2 separate regions of the Mus musculus genome follow, and region 1 is linked to region 2. A link is a loop called in an ENCODE intact Hi-C map of the cell type or tissue named here. Cell type or tissue: gastrocnemius. All regions are shown on one strand.

The links. Hi-C counts contacts between places; a loop is a spot of excess contacts. Peaks named below come from ENCODE experiments on the same cell type or tissue, not always from the same donor. Only the 100,000 strongest peaks of a DNase experiment are listed, where the experiment ranks them.
Region 1: a loop joins it to region 2, with 4 times the contacts of the local background. A loop is called at or near these places in 1 of 42 quality-filtered maps.

What each region holds. Positions count from the first base shown.
Region 1 is chr10:68,137,008-68,141,007 of GRCm38, reverse strand. All of the region lies in intron 4 of Arid5b (AT rich interactive domain 5B (MRF1-like)), which reads left to right. Among named protein-coding and RNA genes, the nearest start is that of Gm51770, 12 kb to the left of the region's middle. In gastrocnemius, a CTCF peak has its summit at 1,743 (motif pointing right); a DNase peak (open chromatin) is centred at 1,052; H3K4me3 peaks cover 305 bases; H3K27ac peaks cover 2,325 bases.
Region 2 is chr10:67,547,006-67,551,005 of GRCm38, reverse strand. It overlaps Ado (2-aminoethanethiol (cysteamine) dioxygenase), which reads left to right and starts at 2,051. Exons shown (of 1, transcript NM_001005419.2): 1 at 2,051-4,000. The coding sequence starts at 2,233. The coding sequence ends at 3,003. In gastrocnemius, CTCF peaks have their summits at 1,403 and 1,613; DNase peaks (open chromatin) are centred at 1,648, 1,937 and 3,078; H3K4me3 peaks cover 3,223 bases; H3K27ac peaks cover 3,094 bases.

The DNA of each region.
Region 1 (4,000 bases), 590 kb before region 2:
GATTTCTTTTTTCTCTCTTCCCCCCCCCACCCCCCAAGAAAGAGCAATACTCCATGTTGAAACATGCCAGGGTATTTTAAGATTATTGTCTATAAAGAAAAATTCCCAGAACTTCACTGTCCTCAGAGGAAAGGCATTACAGAAATGTAACCTATCACCAGGAACAAGGGGTTTGCTTTCTGGCTCATATTTAAAATACACACAGTTTGAAAATTCAATGACTTAATGCTCCACTCACCTCCTGTAGACACACACACACACACACACACACACACACACACACACAGTCAACTCTTAGGAAGATGATGTTTGTTTGTTTTTTCCATTTCTCTATTTCCAGGCTCTCCCAGCAAGTAAGACCCTTTATGCTATCAGTAGACACAAAGAACTTCTCTAATGAATATGTAGCGTGGTCGCCAGGGAGAAGAGACCTCTCCAAAATGGGAAGAACGGGTTGTTAGCTTGCCGATGAGTCAATCCAGCTTTTAGAGCTGTTTGTCTTTGTAGGATTTCCAAGATCATAAATGGTATTAAAAAATAAATAAATAAAAATGACGGCCATGACAGGAAGAGCCCAGCGGGTGTGTGTGTGTGTGTGTGTGTGTGTGTGTGTGTGTGTGTGTGTGTGTGTAAGCAACATTTAAGCCAAAAGCTTGAGCCTTGCCAGTAACTAGTTACATTTCCTTTGTTGTATTATTATTTCTAGAATCTGGACTGAGTTTCCCACACGTGAGCTGCCTGACTGAGTAACTTGTCTGAACCCATAGCTAAGTGGATACATACAAACGCCTACTTGTTTTTGTTTGTTTGTTTGGGTAAATAGTCCCTTTAAGAAAAAAAGAGAAACAGCAAACTGTGGCTGCTCTGCTGTAGAGAAGATAGACTGTATCCACTGATAAGAAAATGGTAACAATAGAAAACAATGGTCTGAACATGGAGGTATAGCATGCTTCTTAGGGAGTTAATGTCTACGAATATAGCAGCTGCTTTGCAAACGTGAGCATGTGTTGGTTGGCAGAGGAAGATGGACAGATGGACAACTGAAGAGAAAAAGGTTTTGTTTTCATTGCAACCAGAGAAATCTCTCACTCATCAGCCAATAGCTTCCCCTGTAAAGGGGTCTCCGGCATAAAGCTTTGACCAAGTTTAACTATCCTTAAGGCCATTGAACAGAAGTCCTGTTGCTGACTGCCGAGTCCCAACCTGAAGAGGAGCCCTGCTCTGGTGGGTCCAGAAGAGGCTGTGTGCATGCTAGGCTCACAGAAGCACGTGATATTTGAGGGTGTTTTGGTTTAGTGGAAGCTGGGAAGCTTGTTGTGGACTGCCAGAGGTGTTGATTGGTATACTCATCAAGAAGTTATGTGACTGGGAGTGGGAGTGGGGTGGCTACTCAGGAAGACCCTGGCTAAATCACAATTGCCCAGGCAGCAATCCCATTGGCGATAATCAGTTTTGTGGTCTGAGACAGTCTCAGTTTGCTGATCTGTAGAATGGGGAGGATAATAACAGTGCTGACCACCCGAGTTTGCTGCGAGCTTTAGTGGAGTTATTATTGGAAGACAGAGCCCTGGCTGGCACTTAAGACATTCCCAGGAAGGATGAGACACTATTTTCTTCCGAGTGCAAAGTGGGGACCAGAGAGACAGCGGGTCTGTGGTTAAGAGGTCTTGCTGTTCTACCAGAGAAGCACCCATGTGTAGGTGTGTGAGGGAGCACAAGTGCCCTCGGAGACCAGGAGATGGCATCAGATGCCCTTGAGCTAGAGTTAGGGTTAGGCCATTGGGAATGGGTGTTGAGGACTGGACTTAAGTCCTCTATAAGAAGAGTATGCACTCTTTAACTGTTGAGATGTCTTTCCAACATCAAAATAAAATATAGAAGGAAGAGGAGGAGTACAGATGTAAGGAGGACTTACATACGTACTCACACACTGAATTCTGAGGGCCCAAGACTACACTGGCTTGTGAGTTATGTGTACAAGTGAAAGTAGCCAAAATTAGAATAGCTTTACAAAGTCACTTGATTTTTGTGGGGTTTTGTTTATTCATTTGTTTTGTCTTCTTAATTGTCTTTATTTTATTCTTTTTACTTTTTTTTCTTCTATTTGAAAGTAGATTCTCTTCTCGTGCAGTATCTTGATGTTGGTTTCCTCTCCCTCTCTTCCTCCCCGTTCCTCCCTACTTTGCCTCCTGTCCGGATCCACACTCCCTTTCCGTCTCTCCTTAGAAAAGAACGGGCTTCTAGGAGATAACAACTGAAAGTGAGATAATAAAATACGATACGGGGAAGCAAAAAAGCCATCATATTGAAGTGGGACGTGGCAAATGAGAGAAGGAAAGGAGCCCCAGGAGCATGCACAAGAGTAAGAGACCCACTCCTCCTCACAGTCAGGGACGCATAAACCTACTAAGCTAATAGCTATACTATATAGTCAGAGGACCTTGTGCGGACACACGTGGGCCCCGCGCTTGCTGCTTCAGTCTGTGTGAGCTCATTTCTATGCTGCTTAGTTGATTCCCGGGGCCATGTTCTCCTGGTCCCTTCTGACTCCCTTTTTACCTACTCTTCCAAGGGATTCCCTGAACTCTGAGGGGGCAGGATCTGATGGTGACCTCTAATGTAGTCTCTGTGTGTGTGATGTCTGGCTGTGGGTCGCTGCTTCTGGCCTGAGGAAGCCTCTCTGATGACAGAGCTGTCACTGGTGAGAGTAGACCTTGGACCCGAGAGATCACTCTTCCCTCAAAGCAAGACTCGGGACCTTGGATTTGACACTTGCTTTCCAGGAGGGAATAAGTAGAGTATTCAGGATGGCTGGAAGGTGAAGGGATGTTTCTCTTATGAGAGAATGAGCTTCAAAGTCCTGCTTTACCCAGACTACTCCACCGTGGAGCATTCACTTTTTAATCATTGGTATAGAGAACGATTTGTTTCTCTACCCTGGAGGAAAGTAGGTATAACTCAGGGGCGGAATATTTGTTATCCCCCCCAACCCCCATCCCCAGTCGCAAAGCTCCACTGAGGGTCTTAGGAAATAGGAAGGTTTCCTGTTGCATTATGGGGTTCCGGTCACCAGTTCTTTATGGTCACCGCCCCTAGCACACTGACGGTTCGGTTCGTGACTGATATGGGGTCCAAGGCTGTGGTGAAGGCGAAGGTTTGACAGTAGTCAGGAAGCCAAGGCTTCTATCCCTTGTCCCCCTGTTACCTCAAGCTTCTAGTTTAGGTCGCCAAAGCATCGGAGGTAAGGTACAAAAGTTCCCAGCGTGACACATGTGTCACGTGATCCAAGTTGGCAGCCTCCACTTTCTTACAAGGATGCGATGAGTTATGTGGGTATTTGTGTTTCCATTAGTCACATTCTTTCATTCAACAAATTCCGGTGACACAAAGCTACCTCCCTAATGTTATGTAAATGAGAGTCAAAGCCAATGGCCCCACCCTCAAAGATGGTCCATTCAGGTATAACAATGCTGTACCCAGCCTTCCGGACAAAGAATACAAAGACTATGCTGGGTGGAGTGGGGGACTGGGGGGAGGGGAATCCTAGTTGGAAGTAAAAGTCGGGTTTTCATTTGCAGGGCCTTGGCCAATTAAGAACCAAAGACTCCATATTTAGAGTTGTGTGATCGGTATGCTTGGTCTCCTCCGTTCTAACCTTGGTAGTTCCCAGAATCTGCTGGGTATCTGGGTTCTGAAAACAGCCCCAAAGATGAGGAAATCAACCCAGTTTCAGGGTGGTTCTCGCAGGTTCTCAGAACTTTTGCTTTGCTATTTAAAACTCAGGGTTCAGTGCAAGGCTCTGTCTTTAGACAGGGCCTTTGGGCTTTGACAGCTTCTCTGGAAATAAAGGCCTTTTAGGTTTTAAGTGCTTTTCAAAAATGTGAGGAGGGAAAAGATGGCTTTGACAAGTCTCAGAACAGAGGCCATATTGTTCCGTTTCGGCTGAGGGGATCTCTCAGAGCTCCTCTCTCTAGTCCTGTCTGCTTCTGCCTGCTCACTG
Region 2 (4,000 bases):
TTTATACAAGTAAAGCCAGTAAGCAAAAAAATCTGTATGTGAAAACAAAAGAACTTTCTCTTAAATATTCCTTACTTTACAAATAAACTGCATGGGATTTCCTTACATGATGAACTTCCATAGTGCATTTAAGGATGGCACACCACCAGCTTCTAAAACACAAGTAATCTTTTTGTTTGTTTGTTTGTTTGAGACAGGGTTTCTCTGTGTAGCCCTAGCTATCCCTGGAACTCACTCTGTAAGCCTCGAACTCAGAAATCCGCCCGCCTCTGCCTCCCGAGTGCTGGGATTAAAGACGTGCGCCACCACTGCCCGGCTCAAACACAAGTAATCTTAAGGATCCATTTACGTAGCCAAATAGTTGCTCTTACTGTGGAATGTAAATGGGGTTGGCTCACCATTTACAGATCTCACAGTGACACCCCCCCCAACATGGGTGCTGAACCTCGAACCACTTCAGTGGGCACCTCTCAACCAGAATTCTATCCTTCACCCCAATACTGAATCAGAAGCCCTGGGGTATAACGTCTAGAATCGCCCTTTAAGCTACCGAGGGACTTTGGGTGAGAAACAATGACTCAGAAGTCTGGATGCATCAAACCCAGCATTCTTTGGAGGAATGAACTGAGGACTTGGAAAGGTACGCTGTGCAGAAAGCCACAGCTTGTGAGCACCACAATAAGCTGCAGAAGCTACGTCCTTGTGTCCCTTGGTTCCTTTTACACCAATTCAAACTGTGTTTCGTTAAGTTGCACTTACGTCTTTTCCAAATGCGCACCTGCAAATTAATCTCTCGTGTACAGGCGGGGAATAATACAGTCAGTGCCTACGTCTTAAAAGTTTCTGTGAGGGTATTACTAAGATAAAACTCATTATTTAATGTATTTAACAAGGTACCTGGAATACCACACTTACTGGCTAGGATGCAAAACCCACACACACATACACACTAAAAGCCTGCCTTCTTAACTGAAAAGGATTTCCTGGGCCACTGCAGTTATAAACCCATGTTTAATTCTGAAAGTCCAAGAAGACCTTAAATTCAAGGGTAAGATTTAAATTCATAATATCTACTATCTTCCTTTGCCAGCCACCACCTACGTCTGCAAAAAGTCCAGAGAATAATCACTCTGCGGTGACCTAACTTCATAAACCAGCCCGATAGTTGCATTGCTCTAGAGACTCATGACAGCGATAATCTATTCTGACAAAACGCCCCTTGCCCCTCAACTGGTGTTTCTCGGGCGCCCTACGGATGGATAACCACTAGTATACAGAACCCTTGGCTGTAGCAAATGGCCTCTCAAAGCTTCCCGCTATCAGTGAGTCAAGGAGCAGCGTCATCAGGCCCAGAGGCAAACAACAGCTGCGCACAGCTGTGCTGGGTGACCGCTTTGGTTACCCGCCCGACCCCATTCACCTCCTAAGAAACAGAAAAATAGACAAGCGCCATCCACAGATCTCCACGGCGCACACAGTGTGGCCTACGAGCAGCTAAGGTTGACCCCGAAACCTCATTCCTAGGGAGCAAGGGTCAAAGGTGACCCCGAGTGACCCAGCAGGCCCTAGCGGCACAAGAAGGTTAACGACCCTCTTGTGCCGTTTTTTTCCCAGCGGCGAGAAGCCTCCACCAGCTGCCGGAAGTATGTCACCCCGACTGCGGGGATGGCGGGAGTTGTAGTTAACTGGCTATATCTCTTGCAATAATAGTTCAGTTTTATCAAACAAGTAAACACCCTGAGGCTCTGCAAAACGAACGCGCTGCTCGCTTTCTGCCAAGTTCTTAAAAAAATCCTGGTTTCCCCTGCTCCGCAGGACGCGTTCGTGCCCCGCGCAAGCGCAGGCTCGGACTACACATCCCAGCGTGCCTTGCGGCGCTCCCGCCGCGCCCGGCTGTAGTCGTTGGTGTGGGCCGCGTGAATGGAGCTCCGCGCGTGAGGCAGCGCCTGGCACGGCCCGCGCCAGCGCCTGTCTGGGCCCCGGAGCGTGAGTGCGGGTAGCGGCCGTGCGCGTGCGCACTCGCCTTCGCGCGCGGGCAAGCGCCCGACCATTGGCGCGCTAAGCGGGCGACCGTGCAAGGCGGCCCCGCGCGCCCCGCTGGCCGGTTGTTGCGGGGAGGTCTCCCGCCTGGCGCGGGGGTCCGCGCGGGTAGCCGTGGCGGCCGCCGGAGACCGCAAGGGGCGGCGCAGAGGCGGAACGGGCCGGCCGCGAGCCGCGCAGGAAGCGCCAAGCATGCCCCGCGACAACATGGCCTCCCTGATCCAGCGCATCGCTCGCCAGGCGTGTCTCACCTTCCGCGGCAGCTCGACGGGCTCCGAAGGGCCGGCGCCGGGCTTCCCGGAGAACCTGAGCCTGCTCAAGAGCCTGCTGACCCAGGTGCGCGCCGAGGACCTCAACATCGCGCCGCGCAAGGCGCTGCCGCAGCCGCTGCCCCGCAACCTCCCGCCGGTCACCTACATGCACATCTACGAGACGGAGGGCTTCAGCCTGGGCGTGTTCCTGCTCAAGAGCGGCACGTGCATCCCGCTGCACGACCACCCGGGCATGCACGGTATGCTCAAGGTGCTGTACGGCACGGTCCGCATCAGCTGCATGGACAAGCTGGACACGGGGGCCGGGCATCGGCGGCCGCCGCCAGAGCAGCAGTTCGAGCCCCCGCTGCAGCCCTTGGAGCGGGAGGCCGTGCGACCGGGCGTGCTGCGTTCCCGGGCCGAGTACACCGAGGCCAGTGGGCCCTGCGTGCTCACTCCACACCGGGACAACCTGCACCAGATTGATGCCGTGGACGGGCCAGCTGCCTTCCTGGACATCCTGGCCCCACCCTACGACCCGGAGGACGGCCGGGACTGCCACTATTACCGTGTAGTGGAGCCCATCAGACCCAAGGAGGCTTCCGGCTCTGCCTGCGACCTTCCCCGAGAAGTGTGGCTCCTGGAGACACCACAGGCCGACGACTTCTGGTGCGAGGGAGAGCCCTATCCAGGCCCCAAGGTCCTACCTTGAAGCTCCTGCCGCCCGGGGAACTGTGGGCCAAAGATGTACCCTGCCCTGCTCAAGAAAGGCCTGGCTGCCCTCTATCTTCCATAAGGGCTCTTCTCTCCGCCCCCTCGCCTGGACGATGGATTTACTGGAGTGACCAGCGCCACATCTTGAGGAACCTTGGGGAACACGGCCCACTGGAGTACAGCCACCACCGGGCACGGTTATGGGGGCGGGTGGGCGGAAGGCTAGGTTGATTCCTGGTATCCTCAGTGCCACCAAGGCTTTGATTTAAGGGAACCGGGCAGGGACCCTAAAGCGCTTCCATCCTAAAGCCATAATGAAACCATTTTTGTTTCTCATTCTCTACAAAATACACTAAGTAGTTTTGAATCCCTCTTCCCTTCGGTGACTCAGATTTGTTTTCTCTCCTGCCCACGATTGCTCCTTAATAGTTTAATTTATTACTGATTGTGCATGACCTTGAATTGTTCTTGTTTTCTTTTTTTTTTTTTTTTTTTTTTTTTTAGTTATTCGTTTGGTTAAAACACACACACAAACTACTCAGCATCTAAAGTGAGGAGTTCTGAAAAGACATCTTTCTAGCACTGGGGTTCACCCTCATAACTGTGCGTGTTGAGGACGATGTCTTTCCTCCCCTGGCTTGGTAGCCACTTCTGGTGTACTCAGGTAACCTTTAGTAAGAAGGTCACATACGCGAATTCTCTTGTCAGGCCCTTAAAGCTCGTCTTTCCCTTGGGTCTCAAGATCTGTCGTTTAAACAAATTTTTTTGTTGCTATTGGGGATTTGCCTTTAAAGCAAAGACGATTATTATCCTCAGCTGACTTTTTCCTTGACGTGCTTCAAAGATGATACAATAATTATGTGTTTTCTAACCAGACGATTCCGAGGAGCGGAATCTGCTATGCTTCCAAATAACTGAATGTAAAGGCCCTGGCCACCTGTTGAATTCCATACTCGTATTTACTTCCAGCTTCTTCCTAGGAAAGAAGAGAAAGA